Regions from separate parts of the Homo sapiens genome. Here all the other regions are linked to region 3. The links are chromatin contacts, found by Hi-C in ENCODE. All regions are on one chromosome and are shown on one strand. Each heading gives the region's core, a stretch centred on a gene start or an enhancer-like site at or near the end of the contact. The rest is flanking DNA. Distances are from core to core; before and after follow the strand shown. Region 1 holds the start of COPS2 (COP9 signalosome subunit 2). Region 2 holds the start of SECISBP2L (SECIS binding protein 2 like). Region 3 holds the start of LYSMD2 (LysM domain containing 2). Region 4 holds the start of CEP152 (centrosomal protein 152).

What was found. Hi-C counts contacts between places; a loop is a spot of excess contacts on that map. Pooled maps may share reads with other maps.
Region 1: a map of CD8-positive, alpha-beta T cell shows a loop between it and region 3 (14-fold over the local background). The contact joins the promoter of COPS2 here to the promoter of LYSMD2 in region 3. A Hi-C loop is called at or near these places in 4 of 168 maps with a recorded cell type or tissue (CD8-positive, alpha-beta T cell and naive thymus-derived CD4-positive, alpha-beta T cell) and 11 of 50 pooled maps.
Region 2: a loop to region 3 is called in a map of CD8-positive, alpha-beta T cell, with 9 times the contacts of the local background. The contact joins the promoter of SECISBP2L here to the promoter of LYSMD2 in region 3. A Hi-C loop is called at or near these places in 4 of 168 maps with a recorded cell type or tissue (B cell, CD8-positive, alpha-beta T cell and naive thymus-derived CD4-positive, alpha-beta T cell) and 10 of 50 pooled maps.
Region 4: a map of CD8-positive, alpha-beta T cell shows a loop between it and region 3 (11-fold over the local background). The contact joins the promoter of CEP152 here to the promoter of LYSMD2 in region 3. A Hi-C loop is called at or near these places in 2 of 168 maps with a recorded cell type or tissue (B cell and CD8-positive, alpha-beta T cell) and 6 of 50 pooled maps.

What each region holds. Positions count from the first base shown.
Region 1 is chr15:49,154,081-49,156,944 of GRCh38, forward strand. COPS2 (COP9 signalosome subunit 2) reads right to left here and starts at 1,519. Exons shown (of 13, transcript NM_004236.4): 1 at 1,445-1,519. The coding sequence starts at 1,498. It also overlaps a transcript of GALK2 not described here and the pseudogene NDUFAF4P1. RefSeq lists enhancers at 1,265-1,794, 1,553-2,471.
Region 2 is chr15:49,045,191-49,047,910 of GRCh38, forward strand. SECISBP2L (SECIS binding protein 2 like) reads right to left here and starts at 1,256. Exons shown (of 18, transcript NM_001193489.2): 1 at 1,086-1,256. The coding sequence starts at 1,109. RefSeq lists enhancers at 713-852, 1,143-1,492, 1,593-1,722.
Region 3 is chr15:51,736,180-51,739,244 of GRCh38, forward strand. LYSMD2 (LysM domain containing 2) reads right to left here and starts at 1,476. Exons shown (of 3, transcript NM_153374.3): 1 at 1,171-1,476. The coding sequence starts at 1,443. RefSeq lists silencers at 925-1,134, 1,205-1,344, 1,355-1,794.
Region 4 is chr15:48,809,689-48,812,850 of GRCh38, forward strand. It overlaps CEP152 (centrosomal protein 152), which reads right to left and starts at 1,381. Exons shown (of 27, transcript NM_001194998.2): 1 at 1,273-1,381. It overlaps LOC124903487 (a long non-coding RNA gene), which reads left to right and starts at 1,010. Exons shown (of 2, transcript XR_007064626.1): 1 at 1,010-1,119; 2 at 1,243-2,221. RefSeq lists enhancers at 531-1,092, 1,751-1,810 and a silencer at 1,385-1,575.

The sequences.
Region 1 (2,864 bases), core at 269-2,768, 2.6 Mb before region 3:
ATATCCTAAATACCGACTTGATCACTACATATCCTGTGCATGTAACGAAACCCCCCATAAATATGTACAAAATACTATGAATCAATTAAAAAAATACAAGCACATATAAAAGAAACATTTTGATAACAAAACACCTGTAATATAAATAAACAGGTAATAAGTAAAAATGGACAGATACATATTCTTAATGAACTGAAGTCACTGCCTACAACTGGCTTGCACAAACTAAAATGTAAGGTAGAAACCATAACTATTAGCGAAACTACATTTAACTTTAAAAATTATAAAAATCTCTACTATGACTTTCAAATAATAGCGAGAATTTCCTTTCTCCCTTTTGCAAAGTGTGCCTTATTTTAAAATGCAAAAAACTGAAAATATATACGAAAAAGTTATAGACTAATTCAAAACAATGTATTAATATTTTGACAATCTCTGGCACTTAAAATGAGTCAGACGTCCCAAAACATCTATTTCGTAACTTTATGATAATGCAGCATCACCATAAAAGAACCATATGAAACACCCCCAAAATAAAGAAACACAGCAAAATTGACGTTAATTCTGGATCAAGATAATTTTCTGAGTTTCCACACGATGTTTTTGAATAGCAAACGTTATTCAAACTTGCAAATCCATTAATAAATGAAGCTTTGAATCTTTAAAAATCTCCATTCGGTCAGAAAAATTCGTTTATTTCTATGCTGTTGCTGTTTTAAACTTTGTATACTGGGAAATTTCTAAGGGAAAAGCCATGGGTTCAATTATCTTTCACCCGTCCTCCAAAAACACCACAAGCAAAACCTCCTCCCCAGCTTTTCTTTATAAAGAACTGAAAAAGTGGTTCGACTACCTTTTTTTCAGTTATCTTTGCTCTGAACTCTCCCCTACACACTTACCTCGGACCAAAACTGGCCCTGGCAAGACTATTTAAGCTATGTCTCCAGGAGACTCACAAGTTGCGTTTCGCAGTCAGGCCTGGGAGCAGTAAGGACACCCCCGTTTTCTGACTTCTCCTAGCATTTCGCACCCGCTCAGTTCCAGTGTGAAGAAGTGGGGGCCCGGAACGCTGGGCCCGAAAGGGCAAAGCCAGGGCCTACACCGCAGCATGGTCACCGAGGCGGCTAGCGCGGTGGGGAGGCAGAAGACAGAGAACCGAACGCCTGGGACCAGGGGCATCCGTGTAAACCGAAGAGGCGCTCAGACTCGGAGGGCAAGGCCCGGGGCCCCCTTCGCTGCCTCCTTTGCCCTCCCTTCCCCCATGCTGGAGAAGCAGGGCCCGGGCCCGGTGCGGGAACGGGGAGGAGGTAAACCAGTCCTGTCACCGCACTGAGAGAGGCTGTAAACGGCACATGCTCTACGGGGAGAGGCCGCGGGCGCCCCGGCCCGGACCCCGAAAACAAGACACATCACCACCCTCAGAGTTCCATTCCCTGCGCCTCACCAGGTCGTAGTCCTCCTCATCATCGCACATGAAATCATCCTCCATGTCAGACATCTTGGCCGGGAGGGGGAGGAGAAATTGGAGACAACCTCCTCCCACAATCCTCCGCGGCTCAGAGGCGTCACTCTCAGCTTCTTTCCGCCTTCCAGTCCCTCTTAGAGGAGCTGTTTCCTGCCGGAACTAATTATCTCGACTTGTAGCTGATTCGCTACGACTCCAAAAGAGACTGCACCACCCCCCGTTTCCTCCGAAGTGGTTGGTGCCTTAGCAACTAAAGCTGGCAACTGGGACATCGTCCGGTGCTGCAGGTCTCAGCCGAAGGGCGTCGGAAACTGCGCTCGCATCGAGCAGTTTCCAGCCTCCTGGGTAAAGGAGCAGTCTCCTCCCTTGCTTGGGACTCTGGACGCATCTCATTCCGGTGAAAGTAAGGGACAGCTTAGGACCAGAAGCCTTTCGCGGAGAAAAGGCTGACATGCCCGTCCTATATGACAGGTATTATTTCTGCTATCATTGTACGTGTGCATTTAGCCCACACATTGCGGTGGGTGTTCCTAAGATACTTGGAGTACTTTTCAGCAACACAGTTTACACTTAATGCTTGTTATATTTGTAGTTGACAAAACAATTCTATGGATATCCTAAATTAGGTATGCAGCTATCAGTTGAGTTGCCTTAAATCTTACTCAGTTGTTCAACGAGTTGTAAACTGACCTTTACAGCCCTTGGGACCAAATTAAGGTAACAACGACTGGTTTTTAAAAAATACATTACTGTGAACCTGAGGGCATCATGTTGTAAGGAGATGGGGGCTGCGGTGACTCGCGGGATCAGGAATTTCAAGAGAACCGAGCGGAAAGGGAAATCCGCAACATGAAGCCCTCTCTCGCTCCCAGGCACCCCTCTACCAGCAGCCTCCTGCCAGAGCAGATTAGTCTCTATCCAGAAATTAAGGGAGAGATTGCTCGTAAAGATGACAAGCTGCTGTCATTTCTAAAATATGTGTGTGTTGATTCCAAAGATCCTGTGTCTTCCGTGCAGCTGAAAGCTGCTGAAACACGTCAGGAGCCAAAGAAATTCAGATTGCCGAAAGGCCATCACTTTGATATGATAAATATTAAGAGCATTCCCAAAGGCAAAATTTCCACTGTAGAAGCATTGACACTTTTCAATAATCATAAACTTTATCCAGAAACATGAACTGCTGAGAAAATAGCGCAAGAATATCATTTAGAACAGAAAGATGTGAATTCCCTTCTTAAATATTTTGTTACTTTTGAAGTCAAAATCTTCCCTCCTGAAGACAAGAAAGCAATACAATCAAAATGAAGAAAATCACAAAAATTTCCTATGTGTACTCCTCATCCCTCATCCTGTATATTTTCTTATTTTTGCATATTAAATTATGTTAATTACCAAGTGT
Region 2 (2,720 bases), core at 6-2,505, 2.7 Mb before region 3:
AAAAGTCTTCTGTAAAAACAAGTATACACAACTAGGAAGCTGTGCTTTGCCTGCTAAGAGTCCGATTTCAAAATACAAACCGGCTTCAACTACATATAGACACATACAGGAATTTGGGAAATCTTATCTCATTAATTCAGGTGCTAATTATCCAACTGTAAAATTAATAGGCAGAAATTACTAGCCTCTCTTCTTCCGTCATCTAGTCATCAATGGGCAAGGCCTTCGAAGAAGGGAATAGAGAGTGAATAAACTTGGACTTCAAATTAAGTCGTTTCGCAGAGATCTTAAGAGTGGAAAATACTGGGGGGGAAACTATTGTTTTCGATTACTTTTAACACTGTTATCATCCCTGCCTGCTACCACCTACTAGCATGCATAATCAGGAATTTGATGCAAATAAAAATAAAACAGAACACTAATAGGACTACTTTGCGAATATGAAAACGGGTTCGAAAATAAGCTTATGCTTTACACCCTTAAAATAGAGCTAGCTTTAAAAAAAAACCCACTAATTACAATTCTTTGCAAAATAACTGGATAAAAGGACAAGGGGAAATCGTAGTATCGTTTCTTAAAAGAAACACCTCCGTAAAACCACTGCAAAAACAATGCTTCGCTCCATTGAACACAGACCTAAAAGGCCCGTGACTTCCCTTCATCTGTAGTTACCACACATTCTCTTACAGTCTTTCTGGGTGAGAAGCCTTCAAACGCCTTTCCACCTTGAAAACACATTCCAGAGCTGAAGGGAATGGGGGAAGCGGGGAGACTACTAGAAGTTATAAGCCCTCCTCCCAGGAGAGCAGGGACAACTTGGAGCCTTCTGACCCCTTCACCAAGCAGGGGAGAAGCGGCAACGGCGAGCCCTCCGCCTGGGAAGTAATCAGGGTTGGAAAAGCCCCCAAGTCCCAGGCAGCAGCTGGAACAATGAAGGAGAGCTGGGAGCTGCCAGGCTCCCAGGTGAGGGGGTCTGCGGCCGCAGGACCGGCCCCCGGTCCCCACGTTCGGAGAACTGGGCCTGGCCTGTGAGGAAGCGGCGACCCCAACCCCCGGCTCGGCGGGCCCAGCCCAAACCCGCGTACCTGCTCCGTGGGGGCTCGGTCCATGGTGCCTGCAGCCGCAACGGGCCCGCGCTAGTCGGTGTAAACAGCGCCTCGGGCCGCTTTCTCCATGGCCCCCCGCTCGGGTCCAGACTGGGTTCCGGACCTCCGCCCCTATCTGGCTGGCCGCGACACCGATTCGGCTACGCCACTGGCCGAGGAGGCGGCTCCAGCTCCGGGAGATGGAGGAGGCGGTGGCAGCTTCGGGGAGGGATCATCTGGGACGGAAGCCGAGGAGGGCCCGAATGGGCTGGAGGCGTAGTTAGAAATGGAGGCGCACGGAAGGAAAAGGAGTGGGGAGGAGGCAGAGAGGGGCAGTGGGCGGAGTGACAGCAAATGGCCTCAGCAAGGGTAGGAGGAACCCGGCCTGGCCTGGAGGCTAAGGCCAGGTGGAGGCGCCCAGGAGCAGGTGCCCCGAACCACACGCCACCCCTGCGACTGTTAAACGAGAAGTGTCAGACCACTTGGGACCCAGGTCTCCCGGGACTTCAAAGACCTCTTCAGGATCTGAAACCACCTCTTAGTGATGTTGGAAAAGCTTTCATCTGCCCACCGTACATCTGCTCCTTCCTTATGTTACGCAAATAAAGGGAGTCATGACTATAAAGGAATGAGAATATTCTGAAAATAATGGAGTCTTGCCCTAGAAAAATGCATATGTAAAACGCATACACAGAATGACTGGAAGAGGCCCGCTAGGAAGCTCCCCACAAATATTTATTGAGAGTTAATTCATTATCCAGGTTCATGCCCACTTCTAGGCTCACATCCAGGCTGACCTCGCCCATCTCAGAAATCCTAATTTTATGCAGGATCTGTATAACACCACCCAACGGGTAATTATTTTATCTTCAGATCCTTAGCTCCTTAAGGGCAGAGACTGTCTTGAAACTGGGCACTACCGTTAGCATGGCAAATTTCTTCTGGGCATCTCCTCAGACACACCCTCCAACACCCACACCCTCTGTGAAGATTCAACCAACTGCGGATAGAAATATTTTGAGGAAAAAAGAAATATCAAGTACAACAATAAAATACAAGTAATACAGTTTAACAACTGCTTATACAGCATTTACATTGTATTAGGTATTATAAGTAATCTAGAGATGATTTAAAGTATATCGGAGGATATGCATGGATTGTATGCAAATACTACACCATTTTATATAAGGATCTTTAGCACTCATGGATTTTGGTATCAGCAGGGATCCTGGAGCCAATATCCCCCCTGGGATACTTAGGGACAACTGTATAAGCTAAATTACACTTAAGTGAAGGTAGAGTTGAGGTGGCTGCTGTTTGGGGCACTGGTGTGGAGATCCACAGCTAGGAATGGGAAAGAGATTTTAAGAAATTTGCTTTGTCATGCTTCAGGAGATATCAGTAAAGACTAATTGCCTTTTCAGTTAGTCTAGGTTATTAGTCTGGTTATTAGACTCCAATATGAGGCTTGTTATGTGAAGGCCCCTTGCTGTACTTATGTTGATACAGGTTGGGTATCTCTAATGGAAACTATGAAATTCCAAACCCTCTTGAATCCCAAATGTTCCAAAATTAGAAACTTTCTGAGCACAGACATGACATTTAAGGATAATGTTCGCTGGAACATTTCAGATT
Region 3 (3,065 bases), core at 226-2,725:
ATGCCTGCCACACAGGAGGCATTCAGCAGAGGGTAGCTACTGGTATTTCCCAACTTCGCTTTCCTCTGCCTCTGACTCAAACCAGGCCCCATTAAGGCACATAGAGAATTGTAGCTCTATGTTCACATGTATAGAACTCCCAAGAGGGCAGAATGGGGCTCTCCATGGCATGATAGAGTCAATACATGACTGCACAGCAAGGTCCCTTTCAAAATATTTCAAAGATAGAAGGACCTGATAGGTAAACATATACCGGCTTAAATATGCAAAATACATTCTCCTTCATACTGATGCTCCTTCATTCGGTAAAGGGCCAGAAAGAGTTTCACTTTAAGGGAAAGATATAGATAAGATCCTCTTTCTTCCCATTGCTGTCTAAGGTGCTTCAGGAAAGAACACTGAAAACTGATACAGATCCCAAATGTAAAAAGGCCATCACATAGCTCACAGTTAATTATAAGTAATTTTAATGAAACAATTTGTTCCCTCAGGTTTCCATGTTCTTCCCAGAGGTGTAATGCTATACACCCAAGACACACACACTTATAAATTTGTAATAAACGCAGCCCTCCAGCTCACCACAGTTCTTGGCTGCTGCTTAGCGACAGGTGTCACATTCGCGGTTGCCAGTGAGCCCAGAGGGTGTAATTTCACTTCTACATAAAGAAGCATAATCGATAGAACCAGAACCACCCAGTAGGAACAACTGCACCATTCCTGACTCATCACGGAGCTTGTTTTCACAGACAACAAAATTCACCTCAGTTGGGCTTTGCGTAAATATAGAGTAGTGTGATGGGGCCTGCAAATTGGGTGAAGGTGGTTCACGGGGATGCCAAAGCCCTAGTCCTCTTCGGCCTCCCTCACGCGACAGATCTAGTCTGAGCCTGGGCGGGGCACCGGGAACTCGATGCAGCTACCTAGGGAGGGAGCCCTGGCGGTCCGCCCCTCCCGCTGCAGGACCAGCTTTGGCGACCACTGCGGTGGCCAGCAGCGCGCGCTGAGCGAGCCCTGGGAGCCGAGCCGCCCGGGGACGCACGGCCGTCCCTGCGACTCCCCATCCCCCAAACCCCCACCCGCAGTCCCACCCCCACCCCCACCGCACCCCGAGCCGCACCGCCTCCTGCGCGGTAGCTGCCAGCCCGGGCCGCGGCGGCGCGCCCTGCTCACCGTGACACCGTACTTGAGCGCGATGCCCTGCAGCGTGTCGCCCGCGCGGACCCGGTGCTCCACATGGCGCTCGATGACGCCGGCGCCCAGCGGCGCCCGCACGCTGGCGGTGCTGCCGTACGAGCGGGTCTTGGTGCGGGCCAGGCTCAGCGACAGCTCGGCCTCCTCGGACTCGGAGCCGGAGCGCGAGCGCGGCGGCGGCGAGGGGGCCGAGGGCCGCGGCGCGCGGGGGCCGCCTTCCCGCAGGGACAGTGCGGGCGAGGAATCCGCCATGGGTCCTGCCGAGGCCGCCGGGTCGGGGAGCTTGCCAAGGGGGCGGCGCCTCCTCCTCCTCCGCCGCCGCCGCCGCCTCTTCCTCTTCACAGGGGCTGCAGCAGGCCGTTCCGCGGGGGCGGCGGACGGGAAGCCGAGGCGGGGAGCCGCAGGCCGGGCATGGCGGGCGCCTCCTCCTCTGCGTCCTGCCTGCCCCGGGCGCCCGCGGCACACGCACCTGCAAGGTTAAGAGCGAAAGCAGCTCCCGCCGCGGCCTGCCGGTACCGGGAAGACCCTGCAGAGCGAGGGAGCCGGGGAGCGCTGAAGCCCGCGGCCGTTGGGGCTAAGAGAGGGCTATCTGCAGGCGTCCTAGGCCCCAGGTGGACCCCTGCTCCATTGGCGATAGAGCCCTGGCAGAACCCTGCCCTGGCCACGGCGAAAAAAAAAAAAAGCGTTGCTCTGCCTCCTTTATTGATTCCCCAGCAGGAGCCAGCTTGCACAGACCTTCCAGCTCTGCCAATGCCAAGGGTACTTCCCTCCCCCCACCCCAGTGACCTCAAAGTCCACGTCACAGTAAAACTTAAGATCATCAAACACACACAGACAGCTTCTCCAGGTCCATCTCAACAGCCTCAGAGTCCAGTCCTTTCAACATTGCACTAGGAGGGATAGTGCTTCTAAGGCCTAATGGGTGGCCTCAAAATAACCCCCCTAGTTGTTCGGGTTTCACACTTTGTACACTAGTGCCAATTTAAGTCCTGGCTGCCTCGAAAGGCTGGCCACATACAATTCATTCTCCAGGCTCAGTAGTTGGAATTTACTGTCTGCATTCATCTTCTCTTCGTCAGTTTATTCTTTGACACCCTGAAATCGCATCTCCCTGCCCCGTATTGCTATTAATATTATAACCACCAAAGACCTCTTATCTGTACTCTTCATTTGAACACCGTCTACTCTTGAACACCCTTTCAACACACTGTATTATACACAGAGTGGGTACACATTTACTAGCATCTAGTGCCTGGTTTCTGTGTTATTTTGGACAGCTTTCCAAGAAGAGGTACCTTGTAGGAAGGTCCGGAGCCTGGGGGTTTGATTCGTTGGCTGAAGTTTTGGTATGTTGCTGTGCTGGACAGAGGCAAAGCTAATATTGCTCAGGAGAGAAAGGATGGGAGAGGAGCAAGCTTCCACAACACCATCCCACTCAAAACTCCTACAATGGCTCTCTGGGGACAACAGCATTACTAAAAACCTACATTGGCATTCAAGCTATTATTTCTATTTTTATTATTCATGGTCTGACCATACCCCATCTATAACTCATTCTGTATACTCTACATATTCCTGCCAAACAGAGCCTCTGAAACTGGCCTCCTTGTTCCTACTTTCATACCTTGCATGTTATTCCCTCCAATGGTAACACTCTTCCAGTACCCTCTATTACATTGTTTAAATCTTTAAGGTCTGTCTCAAATGATACATCCTCCATGAGATTTTTCCTAATTCTTCCCAATGGTCCCTTTTTCCCACCTGCCCAACTGTTACTGTTTCTTCTTTGAACTCCAAGAGGTTTGTATTAATACCTCTGGTTTAGTATTTAACTCTCTGTGTTTTGTGTTTGTACTTGCATGTACATGCATGAG
Region 4 (3,162 bases), core at 131-2,630, 2.9 Mb before region 3:
CAAAGATTGATTCTGAGGATTCACAAGATACTACATGTAAAGTAATTAGCACTATGTACCAATCAATACATTGTAGTTTTATTACTATTATGACATTATTACTGATGAATAGGAGTCTGCCAGCTACCGAAGAGGTTTAGGGAATAAAGAGGATTCCGCATATCTGAGAAAAGGTGAATGTGCAGCCTATGAGAAATGTCACTTCTAATAATGCAACCTCCTATGGAACAAAAATGCCACCCTCCTTCAAGATGCCCTCCCAAGCCTGTTCCCCCATGGAGCTGGCCACTCCTTTGCACTTTCAGACTGTATTTCTTATGCTTTTCTTATGGCTTCAACTTCAGCTTCTCTTTAGTTGAGTGCATTCACCTGTCTAGGGAGTGCATGTTCATTGTCACGCACTATGAAGGTATAAGGTGATAATAGGCTTAAATCAGACTCAAGTTCATGACTACGATATAGGAAGGGTTATAAACCCCCACAAAAGGGGTTTCTAAGAACTGCACTTGGAGTTGGGAAATTCTACTTACTTGCTGACATAACTCGCCTTCTAGAATGGAAATAGCCAGAGCACATAGCCCGGTTTAGACTTGCAACACCTGGTGGAGACACCTTATTCATTCATTCGACAATTTACCAAGCACTGTTCAAGATTACAAAGTTTAACAGGACACGATGAAGGGAAAGAAAATAGACATATAAACAAATGATCACAACATCTTGTGATCAGTGCTAATAACAGCACTTTGGACAAATTGATTCAAGTTGCCCAGAGGGCGGAGCGAGTAATGCTAATACACAATAAGCATCCACAGGCTGAGCGAATGACCTTGAGGAACTGTTTGGCGTCAGCTACGGCACTACAAACATGACCAAAGCCGCACGGGGCCCAGGATGCCCGGGGCTACTGGCTTCGGGTGCCAGCGTCACTTGTACTCGGTCAACACACGTGCACAGAGCACCTACTGTGAGCCAGGCGTGACGCCAGGGTGACCAAGGCGGGGTCCGCAGAGTAGGGTCTCAGGGCGACCCCAGCAGCCTGGAAACGAGGCGGGCTTCCCATATGTCACTTCTAAGTAGGATATTGGAGGAATGAAGAGGTCTAAATGACACGTTAAGGTAAAAGCTGAGCCCGCAACATGCGGGCAGTCCACCACCGCGGGATTTGGGGAGGGGGCAGGTCAGCCCCCCCAGGAACCCTCAGCCAGCATCCCGAGGACCCCGCAACTCCTCTAACCCCAGGTCCAAGCTCACCCGTGAATCAGAACTTACCGGAGGCCACGGAGGCTGTTACCGCGAGGAAACTCTAGTCCTGGCGGAAGACCAACTTCTAGCAGATCCCCTTACCCTGGCTCTAGTCCACTAGCTCCTTCCTAGTCACAACCGAACTCACGGGGCGGAGGCCCTTAAGGAGCACTCGCATCCTTCAATCGCCGACTAGAAGCTCGCCCGGTGGGCGGAGCCGTGCCAGCTCAGGGCAGAGCGAGGAGGCAGAAGTCTCCGCCTTCCTCAAGCTTGGTTGAGAAGTCCACCTGCAGTTGCAAAGTACGGCTGTTTGAAAGCGGGCGCCAGAGGTGGCGGGAAGCTCCCCCTGTGCGCCCATTGGTGGATTCGAGAGCCAATTACGAGGAAGTCACCCCGGAGTGGGCGGGCTGATCGGTTGCCTAGAGACGCCGAGGCGCTTCACCCGCTACCTTCGGCCAGGGTGCAGCAGTCTTACGGGGACCCCTTGCCCGTTTGGTACCGGAGACTGCAAAGGTGACTCGTGCCTCCTGCGCTTCAGCACACAGAATCCCGCAGATTCCCCACCGAACTCTTGCCTTAGAGGTTTTTTACATTTGCCCTTGTTTTCTAAGGCGCCTGCTTCCCCATTATTTAACAGCCTTAGATATTTTGCTTTGTCTTCTACCTTACTAGGTGCCGCTTTGTTTACATTTTTGCTTCTTTAATTACTGATAAGATGGCACATTTTTCCACGTGTCTATTTACTACTCTAATTTCCTCGGGTGTGAGTGTTCTTGTCACTTAGGTGTATATTATTAACCTGCCCCTAAAGACAGCGCCACCCAGTCCTCAGTAAAGCCCAGTACTGTGTCTATCTTCTCTGGCTGAAAGGGTTCCAGTGAATAATCAAGGAATTGGTGGCGGCAGGTTCACATATCCTTTCAACCCTTTCCCATGTGTACTGGCACGGAGTAAAATGGTTGTTCGAGGCTCTTCATACTGTGGCTGGTTTTCCTTTGCTACTTCACCGTCCGCCCCCATGATGCCTACACTGACCCCTGTAACCCCATAAACTGGTATAGGGTTTGGCAAACAACAGGTAATTTAACCCACTGTAATAGAATGAACGAAATCACAGCCTGAGCTAACAATGGTTCCCAGAGCGCTTTTTTTCTTTCACCTGCTGTGAAAGCTGTTTCTTTCACCTGCATCGCCTCTACCTTCTCCTGCTACTTAGTTTTGAAGACAGACTAGCACCTCCTTTGAAGCCTTTCATGACACACACTCCCTCACTTCGCAAAAATGATCTTTCCTACCTCTGTACACAGTGTATCCTATATATCCTATTATAGTTCTTTTATCTACTGTAAGTTTTTGTGTGTCTTACACTCAGTACAACGTGAATATCTTGAAGTACTCACTTTACTTCTTGGGTGTCTAACATGACCCTGGTAGGCACTCAAAACAATTATGTTAAATGAGTAAATGAATAAATGAACAAATAGATGAAGATTTTGGCAGGGGGGCAGGCAGAAAAAGCAAATAAAAGGCCTTCAAGTAAATGGCATTTGTTGAATCTGAGCCAAGGCATCTTAGTGAGAATTAAATGCACTTTTCACTTTTCACATCCCACTGAAGTCGATTGGCAAACTGTATGTTGCATTCTGTGCTGAGGGTTATGATGGAGTGCTGCAGCAAGAATGCCAGGTGATCCCCATGCACAAACAACTGCTTCTTAGAAGGATGAAAGCATAAAACGTGTCAGGGTAAGCACATGAGGAGGCAGTGTTTATAATCCATTACACAGTGCTTTACAGATTGGTAAATTCTTTCACAAGCATCATCTCATTTGGTTCTCACTACAACACTGTGGGGGGTTAGGACAGGTATTCCTACCCATTTTCCAGTTGAAGAAACTTACATAAAAATAAATTAAAT